Regions from separate parts of the Homo sapiens genome. Here region 1 is linked to region 2. The links are chromatin contacts, found by Hi-C in ENCODE. All regions are on one chromosome and are shown on one strand. Each heading gives the region's core, a stretch centred on a gene start or an enhancer-like site at or near the end of the contact. The rest is flanking DNA. Distances are from core to core; before and after follow the strand shown.

Region 1 (6,666 bases), core at 4,152-6,651, 990 kb after region 2:
GGTTTAAATACTAATGGTTTTTTTTAATTTGTTTTATAACCTAAACAAGCAATCAATGTACATTAATAAGCATAATTGTTTTTTTGGCATCTGTCCATTCATTTGGTCCACCTTGACAGCTCTAGCAAATGTGTCAGCAAAACTCAGTACACACAGTACACAAGTAGGAATCACCAGTGACATCTTCTCAAATACATATTATGCATTAAATTATTTTGATATTGAAAGATTAAAACCTCTGCAGTGTCCATGAAATCCCTTTTACATACATTCCAGACAAAGACTGTGACAGGTACTTCTACCTCAAACATGACATCGAAGTGGCCATAAAACAAGCCTTAATGAGGCGATAAATGTGTTTACCTTTGATTAGGTGAGCTTCTTGATAAGATAACATGGAGAAGCACTTTCCAAGAGTAAATATGTACAGAAATTGCTGGCCACTACTGTTCTGTTGAGATTCCACATGCAACAGAAACACCTCACTTGTCCAACTCACCTTTCCGCCAGCTAATTTGGCTTTGGCAATGGAAAGAGTAGCTCGTATAAGAAATCTTTACCCCGTTTGTAGACCCCAACAGTTCTCAGAAAACCCTTTCCTGGATTCTAAACTCTGTGCTATTATACAACTCAATCATAACTCTTTATATGTTGTAGTGTAACTGTTTTCTTATTTGTCTGTTCCTCAGTAAACTATGAGCACTGAGATTTTACTTCCCTCATGTTTGTCTCCTCCAAAGCTAGGATGGTGCCTGGTCCATGGTGGACAGTAACTGGTCTGTTTTGAATGCATGAATTTTCATCGTAGTTTTTGTGATTGTGTTTATGAAGACACTGGAGCAACAATGTTCTGCAATTCTAGAGATCTTGATGTGGTGGCAGCCTTGTATCCAGTCCTATGTATGTACATTTTGATATCTTACTGCCTTTTGCCAAATAGGGCAATAAACACCCCCCAAGAGCGCTATCCAATCATATACTCTGTATTTGTTTCAGGTGAGCTTCCTGCAGGGCAACTTTGGCATATTCTCAGCAAACACAGAGTTGTTGGATTTCACATAAGGAGACTGTTATCATTTGGTCCTTGACAACTTTCATAAACAGTCACTCTTAGCTTAACAAGCAAGTGTGTAACAGTTAAAATTGGAAGAAAAATAAGGCCAAAATGGCAGCTTACTACACAACTTGCATGCATTCTAAAATAAAGGAAATATGAATAAAAGGTAACTTATTCAGTGTCACTCGTACATATTTATAGTTTAAAAATTAGTCAAAGTTTATGTCCTGAGGTTGTACCTACAGGAAGCCAGATGTGCCTTCTGCACGTGACCTAAGACAGGCCTAGAGCAACTACTAGATAATTTCTCGCTCATCCTCTACACCGTCGATTGCGGCGGCTTTCTGAGGTGAGAGAAACTGACAGCACTAACTCTCCAGGGCAGAACTTTCCAGTCAAGTGGATCAACGGACTGAAAATCTCTTATGAATAGTCATTAGGCCTTCACTACAAACCCCTCAAAACCCAGTTCTCTTTTCGCAACCAAATGCCTTTTGTCATCTTCACAAGGTGCATCATTTAATTACCAATTGATTTCTTTATATATGACAACATGTCAGATAGCAAAATACAGTGTATCTCCCTTAGGGGGGAAAAGTCTGTTAACTATCACTATGCCAGATTATGGAATTATCTGAAAAATAGGCATCGTGCATACTGTTTCTTCATTTTCACTACTTTTTCTAACGTCAGAGTTTCTTTTTGTTGAGAAAAGCCAATAAAAGAAAAAGAAGAAAAAAGCTAATGAGAATCATGATGGAGTCCTCCCATACCCTGAAACACTTTTCAAATTAGTGAGAACACATTTTAAGCTTTCTTTATATGAAAAACGAATACTCAACAACATATAGGGAATATAGAGTGAATTCCAAAATGCAACTATATAGAGAACTACCATGGCCCATCTTTCTACATAAAAAAATGTCAAACAATTGTTCTCATTATACCAAGAATTTACTCAGCTTCTGACTTAGCTAATGCACTGAATCTTCCGCTGTGCAACTGCAGCCTGATAATCAAGTCAGTACTGTATTAATAAGCTGAATAATAAGGGAATTTCAAAAATGTACAGGACTATTATACCGTAACAATAAAACCTCAAACGGAGTAAACCAGGGCAGTGCTGAAGGTAGGCGTCAGAAAATAATGAAACCAGTGTTGCAGCAATGCACTCCATTGTGTGGTAGTGTAAATGCCTGCTTCTTTCATACACAGAAGCCACATTACATGAGTCCGAAATGTTCTCAGAGCGTCACTGTGACTGGTTGTGCTAGAACCTGGCACCGACAGGCACTGAAAGCTGACATTATGCTGTAGGATGTGCTGCAGGTGTGCAGGCCTGGGAACGTGCTCTAATTACATATTTTCCTGCCGCGCAACAATTAAGGTCGCCAAAATAATTGCCAGTTTCTTAATCCCTCCCTAACAAGACTGACATAAGGAATGGTTTATTTTTCTCTGGTTGTTTTGAAAGTGTTCCTCAAGATTTTGGTTTTCTATGGAACTGCATAAAACTAATTCTTATGTTCAGATGTGTGATTATACCCATTGTTAAATAAAAAAAAAAAGGCCTGTCTTTGAATTGTGGTAAAACTAAAATAATTTTTAAAATGTGAATTGTATAACCTGGTAGGTGGTTTAAACATTTTTCCTCTTAAAGAAGGTAAATTTTGCCTTTAAAACCCTACGTTTCTACTCTCTGAACTGCTCAAATCATGTGGAATGTTAAAATGGGCTGGGAAAAAAAGCAGACCACATGAAAACATAGACCAAATAGGTGTCTTCACTTATAGCAATGATTCTTCACCTTTTTGGAGGCGGATAGTGGGGAGACATAGAGCCTTTTAAGAATCTGCTTAAACGTATGGACCCACTGCCCAGGAAAAAAATGCATCAATATACTAAATGTTACATACAATTTCTGGTGGTTTGCAGAGTCTTTAAAAAATCCATTAATGAATTCCAGGGAAAGAATCCCAGTCAACTAATAAATATTGCAATTATTGACACACTCTCCTTCATTCATCCACTTCTGCATTCTCTGAGCCATCTGACCACCATATGAAGCATACAGTATCTACCACAGGCATCAGGAACCAAGTTTGTGGGATTTATATTCACAACTAAAACCCATTTCTTTCATTATTATTAGTTGTCAATTTCCCACTTTGGTTGTGCTAATTGGGCAGAGCTGAATCACTCAGAGAATTCTGAGCCAGCTTACTCAGTCTTGCCCCCTTTCCTACAAATCAGAAGATAGCAATGCGTGCTGATTGAGTACTTAGCAGACAAACTGAAGTTATGTCAAGCGCATTACGATTTAACACAGGCTGAATGGTAGGGGCAGCAGATGTAACTAATGGGGTTAGGGAGAGAAGAAACTGGAGCAGTGAGAGAGGGGATGGAAGGGAAACAAAAGTGATTGTATCGGTAATAGAGACTTCAAAGGGGAGTAGTTTGGAAGATCTGGGTTGGGGGGATCTGGCAAATGGAAAAAGAGGCACATCTGCCTATAGAGTAACTGATAGAGGAGACAGGAAGAGCCTGCCGGGAGAGAAAGCAGAGTGGGAAATCAAAGGCAAGAAAATGTATAGCTGCAGAAGAAGGGAAGCTCGATTCCATTTATAGAGGTAATGACACAAGGCCTCCTACAGTTGGAACTGTCCCAAATTGGCCTGTTTTGAGTGTCCCATCCATGACTTGTTGCTAAGTTGGACACAAAAAGCAAACTTTAATAATTTGATAAAACCATTTCATCTTGATGTTTGAAAAATCCTTTCATTACAAGAATAGTGGGTGATTTAAATATTACCTGTTCCTCTTTCCAGTTTTTCTTATGTGTCTGATGCTTAAGGACAATGTTTGGTCAAAAAACTGAGGTCTCATGATAGACAACTCAAATGTGAGTTTTATGGATACAAGTAAGGAACAGGCATGCCATTTCCTTTTTTTAGGAGATGCTTTGATTCTTGAAGGGGTGGACAGTCGAATTCCAACGATGGAGTTAGCACATGTGTGTGTGCATGTGTGTGTACATGCACACACATGTTTGCGTGTATTACAGTACAACAGGGGGTGAGGACAGAAGGGCAAAGACCAAATTCTTAAAGTGGCTTTGAGGCATGCAGGGGTCAGAAATGGGCTGTGCTGCTAAAACTCAGAGCATATTCTGGGATGCTGTTTCTACCACCAGTGGCTCATTCCTGTTCATTATTCACATGCTACATGCCACTCAGGTGTTTTTTTAAGGCCAGCTCAAGCATGTCCTTTCTGACCTGTTCAGGGAGGGAAACTCTTAGTTCCTCCTTGTACATATATCAAATCGAGGACTTACCTTGATCATCCCTCAATTCATTCTATCAGTCACTCAACAAACATTTCTTGAATACTCACAATGTGTCACACTCTTACCCTTGCCAAGCAGTTCTTTCTGACACTAATCTGTAAGGCTCTGTGAGGACTCACTTTTGAACCTTTGGTGCTGGCACATGGTAAGTAGCTAATATTTGTCAAATACAATAAATGAATTGAGTGACTATAAAATAGCTTCCCAAACAAATCAAAGGCAGGCTTATAGTAAAATGTTTCAAAATAGTTGTAAGGTTTTTTAAAAATGATTTTTCTATACAGAAGTACACTTATTAGTAAAATAAATTTTTAAAACATTGCAGTTCAGTTCTTGGTTTAGTCACAATCATAGTACTACTGGTAGCTTTCTCCTGGTCACGGCCAATTCACCAACTAACACACTGCCTTCGTAGAGCACGCAAAGATGTATCCAGCTTCATTTTTGACTGATATAAATACCATCAGCCAGTACTGAGCATTGCACACACTGATCTGAGTGCTACAGACTCCCAATTAGTCACTATTCATACAATTCTACACCTAGCCCATAACAGGCTTTTTTTCCCTTAACCCAATTTCCTTGACCTGTGTTTTCCTTCTAACCAGAGTTCAGAGACAAAGGCAGAGCAGTAAATCATTTTCTTAGAAAAACACCATCAGGCTGCTTTAGTCCTTTGGGCTGTTATTTATATGCTGTACCTGAAAAAGTTATTTTGGGATAGTGTAGCTCACTAAATTATATTTTCCTCATTATCATTATTACTTCAAAATGATCATTAATTTGCTCTTTGGCTTTCTAAGAGGGAAAACATCAAAGAAACAAGAGTTCCCCCTAATTTAACTTTTCTTGAAAGGTAACTGATTTACAAACAAATTACTTGTGCCTTTTAAGGAAGAGCCAAGTGCATCTGCTCATTTGATACATTTTCAAGGGTTACAGTGTGGAAATGAAGCTCTAAGAAGCTCCTGTGTGATCCACAAACAACTTCACGCTGTATTACACGTGCATCAGATACAGAGACCAAACCCTCTGAGTTGCAAGCAACCTGTGATGCAGAATGCTTGCTTGGCAGTGCCTGAAACAGCTTATTTAAATTGCAAACTTTGCAGTCACCACTTACAGGTGATTTTGAAAGTTCATTATATAAACTAAACAGCTTAATCTCCATACTTTGTTTTTAAAATCATACATATATTATCTCTGAAAGATGCTATTTAATCTCTCTCTCTCAAAAACTCATCAACTCTGTTAAGAAATTGCCTTAGAGAGTAAAAATGTATTTAAAACACGCATGAATCTTAAACAAATGTTTCAACTTGAGGGCAAATAATGTTAGAGACACAGGTAGGAATTGCCAGGATGAAGTTTGCCTTGAATAGAGATCACATGAGAAAAAATTTGAAGTCATAACTTTATAGTACAAGATGATCAAAGCCAAGTATTAATACTTTTTTATCAGCTCACCTTCTAAACAATATTTCAGTAGATTTCCTTTCACACAGTGATATTTGTAATAAATGTTCTGCCTTTGTTTTAAAGTCAGTCTGTAGAAAGATGACATCAGCTTAGCAAACAATAAAGTGCCTGTAATATTGTCTCCAGAGGGCTGTTACATTTACTTTGTAGCAGTAAAATTCAATTTTCAAAAAACACTACATGAATGATGTTAGGTTATTAACCCTATCACCACCGTAAAACATCATTATTGTGTGCAGAATGTAGGTCACTATCTAGAAGCCATAAGTTGCTTTTTTGTTAAATAATCCACTTAAGCTTCTTTTCTTTCCTAGAGCCTGGGTTGTGTCCCTTCTTTTGGGAAAAAAATATTCCAGCATCTAGTCAGCAGACTGGAACAAGACCCCTACACTTTTCATTCTAAGGCTCTCTTTCTTTGTTGCCATTCAGTTATGTACCCCAGTTCTGAAGTAACCCTTTGCATTTACTTATTACCAAAGCCTGTTGTTCTTCAATGAAAAATTAGTATATCATCATGTTTTTTCAAGTGGCAGAGTCATAACTCTCACATGTTTCGGTTCTAGGACAAAAAGAAAATAAGGATGTGTCTCATTGCAAAGCCTGAATCACTCTCACATTTGAAGACCTTGAACACAAATGCTTTATTTCTGGACCTTAATATGTTTCACTTGCTATGCCTGCATAACAGCGGTAGTTACCTGATATAAGTGATTAAAATCCTTCCTGTTTAGAAAGAAGAAGAATATTTAGCGACAGGACATCAGCATGCAAAGAGTTAACTAGT
Region 2 (6,639 bases), core at 4,031-6,530:
GGGCCATAGCTTACAGCCAGAGACAAGACCCAAAGGAATCCTTATTTCAGGAGAAATCGTTGTCTAGAACATTCAAGTAAACTTGGAACTCTGCAGTTTTAGAGGGGCTTTGAGGGATGATACATTTTTCTTGACTCTCATTTGCCAGCCTCCTATGCAATTTATTTTCCTTTAAATTGCAAGGCATGCTCAGAATGGGAGAGAAACTGGCAGCACCACACCAGATTTAATTAAAGCATTGTTGGAGTTAACCAAGAGTCTCCCCTGTTTTTATCAAAAGTGACTCATGTGGGTGAGAAAAATCATTTTTAGAGGGGTGCCAATTTCAGGAATACCCTGAGAATTACCCTCGGAATTTAGGAATACTCTGCTTTTTCCAGGCACTTGTATACAGTAAACTTGGGGTTTCTTAAAGGATAAAAACTATTGCTGAAGTTTCTTTGGGCTCTGGGGTACTTCTGAAACACTCCAAGAAGCCTGAGCTATGGTCCCCTAGTACTTGTGGAAAAGACTTCTTTGAAACATGTTTAATAATAATATTTTCAAGTAAAAAAAATAAATCTGGAATTCTTCCTACTCATGGGGGTATTGTGAGAATGCTCTTTGTTATGTAAGAGTACTGTTTCAGTAAGAACTGTGTCCCCTTGGGAAGAAAGGCACAATGCAAATTCAAATTAATAATAAAACTGTACAATATGTAGCATATGCCCAAAGTTGGCTTAAGTCACATAATGAAGAAAACATTCTAAGGTTTGGGAAAAGACTCAGCCCTATGCATATGTGTGTGTGGAGCTGTATGTGTTTATGGGCAGGAGAGCACTGACCCAACATAAACACTTTCTTTCCCACAACTTAAACATATACACAATACTTAAAATAGTTTCTTTCAGGAGTAGAAACCATGAGAGTCACAGGGTCATTAAACAATAGCAAAGCTCTGTTAGTCCATGATCTTTCCTTATTCAAGAGGATTATAAAATAAAAACAAAGATTCTGCAAGGAATCAATATTTTGCAAACACATAGCAATTTACAGTACAAGAGTATTTGGATTGCTAAGTACCTTCACTTCTGTGTTGCTGTTTGCTGCTTCATTGTGAAACCTTTTTGCTGGATGTGTTACATGCGATGAGCTTGGGTGTTATAATAAACAGAGAGGAAGGCTGCAATAATGTATTTCAGTTAGGAAGAAGCACTTGAAAGAAATTGCTTTTGCTATACACATGATGTGAGCCAATCAATAGTGGTTTAGTCTGACAAGCCCTGTCAATATCCATTGTCACAGTTCAGAAAGTCGTTAATGGATAGTTCTTCAAAACCCAATGATTTTAACACATGTTCAAAGTCTTGAAATACACTCTACCTGGCAGAAATTAATCACAGGTAACTCTTGGGAAAGTATACAAGCATTTTTTTAATGAGAGCCAAATCATTTACACACACACACACATGCTCGCACACACACACACACACTCGCGCACACACACACACATATACAGCAGCTAAGGGTCTAATCTAATAACAACAGATGCATAGTGAATGCTCAGTAAATGTTGAAAAAGTGAGAGACACTGGGATGGAGGCTGAGAAGGGTCCTTTTTATACACCTGTTCTGTAAATTTAATGATTATTACAGTGGTGATGATGATGCAGGATGCCTATCATATTTTAATTATTAATCATATTTTAATCATTAATATTAATCTATTAAGATTAATAATTGCTTCTGTTAACTACATATGTATTATACATTAGACATTGAGCTGGATGTTTTTCCTATATCAGAACATTTAACATACACAAAAATCCTTGGCATGGATATTATTATCCCCATCTAACAGATGATACAATACAGGCACAAAAAACTGGCATAGCTTGAATAAGATACAACGTTAAGTGACAGAGTTGGAATTCAAAATCCAAAGCCTATATTATTCAAAAAAGAAAGAATGGGTAGGAGAGAAAGGAACACACTTGAAAAAAAGGAAGAAAGAAAGAAAAAAGAAAGAAATGGCATTAGCAATTGGAAGGAAGCATATCAATGGTTCTTATCTGCTTTTCCCCAAGTCCTGATCCTGAACTCTTACACTCAGTTCCTGTGAAGCAACCAGGAACAAAACAAGCCTCTGAGCTCTGGGGTTGGGCATAGAGAAGAATGGGATTTCCCAGTTTGGCTGAAAGAAGAACTAAGGAGTTTGCAGAAGTAAATGTATTCACTTACACTGTTGTGGGCTAAGTGTGTGTCTGAAAAAGATTGTGTGAGGGCAGGGGTAAAACTGAAAGACACAGCTAGGTTGCTAGCCATTTTTGCCTGAAAGGAACCCCCAATTCCCACCTACATCTCTCCTTCTGTGTTCATTGTTGTCTTGCTGCATAGAGCAATCTGGAGCATGGTGAGTGATTTGTCTTCTGCCCAGTATGCATCCTTGCAGCAGAACTCAATTCATGTCCATGGTGGTTACAGTTCTGTCCTACCCAGATGTATTCTTCAACTGTTCTTATTGGCAATCCAGAGAGTATTCAGCCACCAGCTCCACTGTTGTCCCATGATTCACTCATCTTACCTAAGATGACTCTTTTTCTCTCTCAGCCGTACAATGATACACACCACATGGATAGTTTCAGTAATCAGTTCATGGTAAAGCAGATGATTTAAGACCTTAGGTTGCAAGTACTTGAGTATGGTGAGGCAAGGGGGTGGGGGACATTACCATCTCTCTATGTCCTTAGACACGGTGACAGCATTGCCACACAGATGGACAGGCAGGGCCTTAGGGCAGGGAATCAGACACCACCTGAGTTGTGGTTCTGCCACTGATTTGCTACTTGGCTTAACTTCTCTGAACCTCAGATTTCTAATCTGTAAAATGGATAATAATGGAACCTACCATATTGATAAGGATTAAATGAGATCAATGTGCTTAGTAAATTCCTTATTATATAGCAAATAACTTCAAAATATTAGTCATTATTATAAATATGACATTAGAATAATCCGATTGTCTAGCAAAAGTGGAAATTAAGACTATTTTAGAAGAATTATGTATAACTTATAATCTAAGAAACATTTTCCCACTTCTTAACTATTGATTATTTGGCTTTAAGACATTTCTCAAACTATCTGCACATGTCATGTATGTTTTTCTGTCCTGGCTGAAAATTTTGTTTGGAAAATTAAGGATACATTATAGCATATTCTTTACTAAAGATACATTGTAACACACAGTCCAGGAATTTAGAGATTTAAAGAAGAAGCCTCAAAATTACTATATGTTACTCCCCTCTATACCTGCTGAGAATGTATCTTTACAGGCATTTTTACAAATGTGCAAACAAATACGTACATATGATATACAGTGGTAGCTCTCACTATGTATGTATACATGGAAAGAGTATTTAAATGCCACTCAACTGAAATACTGCTAATGATGGTTCAGAATCTGAGTCCATACATCAGTACTGAAATATCCAATATTCTTATATATGCATGTGTTTTATTCTCCAACTTGACTTACTTTTTTGCGGAAATCTAAGTGTTAATTTCGTAGAAGGCAGAGGCTATCACCTCTCTGGTGGAATTACCACGCCTACAACTCTTTTTGGGGTTTTTTTTTTTTCTCTTTTATGGACTGATGTTCACATTTATATTTAAGGCTCTTCTCATTTGATTTGGCTGTGGCCTGTTTTCTATCACTAGAAGAGAACCCATTCCTGTATTTAATATACAATCTTTCCTCATGGAAAACATATTTCTGCTTCACAGTGCCCTTTGTGTGGATTGATGCCCTATGATATTTTCTTCTTTTTTTTAGTAATTCAGCTTTCAATATCAGCTACTGCCTTAGCTCAATAACCACTTACTTTATTAGCAAATTTATCAAAGTTTTGAACAGCTCTCAAGTGACAAAGTTTTACTGACACTATATCAAGTCATAAGAAGCCCAGTTAAAATATATAATCAATAGAAGAATGTCTAAATGATCTGAATCTTTACATTTTACACTGTATCTCATTTTGTTTTAAGGAAAAAAAAAATGTCATTGTGTTTCTCTACATACAAGATAGGTTTTGCTGTTTAGGTATATTTTCCCTCTTTTTATTGTTTTTCTGAAAATGTAGTATTTTCATAACCTGTGACGCAAAAAAAAAAAGTCATTAAACTCTGGCTTATAAAAGGAAACCAGATAAATCTATAGTGGAAGGGAAATTAAACATTGTGATGGTATACTTAATATTTGCAGTATGGGATTGAAGTTATCAATCATCATTATTACCATTAAAAGTACTCACTATGAAACCCAAAGCTATGCTAAGTGCTATAACAAAAAGAGTTTAAACAAAACACCCTGCCTTACACTATAGAAATACATTATCAATGTAGATACACCTAAGATGTATTACGAGCAAAATAAAAATACTAAGTCTATACATGAAAAGACAGTGAAGAATTTACATCATAGACAAATGCATTAGAAGTAGAAGACATGGATACATAAATTCCTGAGAAAAGTAGCCATGAAATTTTCCTATGGCTGAATTGACAGTAGACGCCAGCTGTTCACTGATATCAAAAATGCAAAAATGTGGTTAGATTTAACTACTTAAAGTTGATAATGCAGTCTAAAAGTAAACATTTTAATTGTATGAATTTTCACTTCTCCTTAAATGGGTAGATAGCATGAATATTAATCATGGAATAGATGATGAGTACACACCCTTCTGTTATGAATCTAATTGTCTATTTTGTATTTCCACAATGTCTAAGTGGGAATTAAGTGGTTAAAACTGAGCACTGCAGTTAAAGTGCCCAGCATTCCCTCTTTCAATTATTTCCAGATTTAATCATGATTTGTGTTTTGAGCAAGTCACTTAAAGTTTCAATAACTTAGTTTTTCAGGCTGCAAGTTGGGGTTTGAAATTATGACTTCTATTTACACTGAGCAAGTGAAAAAAAGAGATATTAAATGACCAACAGTACATTAAGCCCAAACTTACCCTTTCTGCCCACTCTGACATAGGGAGTTATGTGCAAAGTTCTGGGAGCTCTGAAACCACAGGCGGGGGAAGGCAAAGCAGTATTTATTACAGCCCCATGAATTAGCACAAGCGTGAATGCCCTGGAAAGGAATAAACAGGAGGCTGGAAAGAAATGTAATAAACTTGATTTCTTTTTTTCAATCAATTTGGGATAAGGTGCTCTTATTTATGTAATTTGGAAAGTAGTTAAGCAGGGTAATTCCAATACAAGAAGTTTGTGTTGGAAAATGTGAGTGGAGATAATTCAGTACTTTGTTATGTAATCCCTATGATGGTGTGAGAAGAGTTTTGGAACCTCTGGGGATTAAGAGCCTGACAAAACCTTATTTTGTCTTTTTTTTTTCTTTGATTTCCTGCTCTGAATACTGCAGAGTGGTAAGATGATGGCACTAAAGCTACTGTTGCCAGCTTTGCCCTTGATGTCCTTTTGGAATTGAATTGAAATGTTTAGAGCTCCTAGCTGCTAACAAAACTATCTACCTACACTGATGTTGATCTCAATGTCAAACCTCACCGATAAAGTGAGAACAAGTAGTGTAGAAAGCTGTGTGTAATAGCTTTTCTGAAGTATAATGACTCCACTTTCCTTTAGCAACATTTCTGAAATGTTGGCTGTCCCAGCACTTCCAAATTTCAAAAAAAAAATAATAACAACATGTAATTGTAACATGGGAATACCGCGAGAACAGCAGTTTGGCAGGAAAAGAAGGTATTTCAAAATAAGGTCCCCAGAAAGAGATGTTCTGGCAGATGCACAATTTTGGATCATATTATCCAAACCGTTGAATTCTGGAAGATTTGGGGGTTTTCTTTTTTGGTTCCCATACCCTAAATGGGAGTAGATATTCGTCGTCCATCCAGAGGGCATTGTTTCCCCTTCCTGTTACTAAAGTGAGAAAATAAGTATACTAAGGGCACCCATTTACAGTAAGCATTCGTAGCTCTAGAGGTGATTTTTAATAGCACAATAGCTGTGTCAGGTATAACACTTGTGTTGGGCTAATGCCTATTCTCATATGTAATACTATTAACTGAAGATCATCTTAGAAAGCCCACTATCCTAACATCTTAGAAAGCCCAGAATTCTAACTCCCCTCTGGTGAGAGCAGTTTTAGCACCAATTAAGTCTCTCAACTGGTTAAGAATGGTATTTAAAGCTAATGCCTTTGGCCTGTGTGTTGAGATTTGAATTGCCTATTGTTATTGAAAATTCTCAGTCTTTGAAAAGCATTCTATTTGTTCAGGCTTGACAGAAAAGATCTCCAATGGGAAAAGCAGAGGAAAACATAAAGGAAATATAAGTAAATTCTAGAATACCTGGAAAGCTAGTACATTTCAGGTTAAGGTTAATGTTTATGGAGGTAAAAATACCTAGGATTAAGAGTGATTGCTCTAGTCTCTTATGCAAATCAGATTAAATATTTCAGAGTTTAAACCCATATCTCTTTTGGCTCTATTTATTTTCAAATAAAAACTCAAAGTGGGAATGGAAAAAAAAAACTACTCGTTGGCTTAACATAAATCTTTAAACTGCAGGAAGCTTCACCCTCAAAAAGTAGTTGAATCTCTGAGGGAAAAGAAAAGGCTGAATTCTATTTTTCAT

What was found. Hi-C counts contacts between places; a loop is a spot of excess contacts on that map.
Region 1: a loop to region 2 is called in a map of mesothelial cell of epicardium, with 29 times the contacts of the local background. The contact joins two enhancer-like sites. A Hi-C loop is called at or near these places in 1 of 168 maps with a recorded cell type or tissue (mesothelial cell of epicardium).

What each region holds. Positions count from the first base shown.
Region 1 is chr2:144,464,549-144,471,214 of GRCh38, forward strand. All of the region lies in intron 2 of ZEB2 (zinc finger E-box binding homeobox 2), which reads right to left. Among named protein-coding and RNA genes, the nearest start is that of ZEB2-AS1, 52 kb to the right of the region's middle. Within about 2 kb of position 5,402, at least 2 of the 41 ENCODE cell types and tissues checked have a DNase peak (open chromatin) inside an H3K27ac peak, as active enhancers do.
Region 2 is chr2:143,475,736-143,482,374 of GRCh38, forward strand. All of the region lies in intron 8 of ARHGAP15 (Rho GTPase activating protein 15), which reads left to right. Among named protein-coding and RNA genes, the nearest start is that of ARHGAP15-AS1, 300 kb to the right of the region's middle. RefSeq lists enhancers at 5,061-5,574, 5,804-6,564. Within about 2 kb of position 5,281, at least 2 of the 41 ENCODE cell types and tissues checked have a DNase peak (open chromatin) inside an H3K27ac peak, as active enhancers do.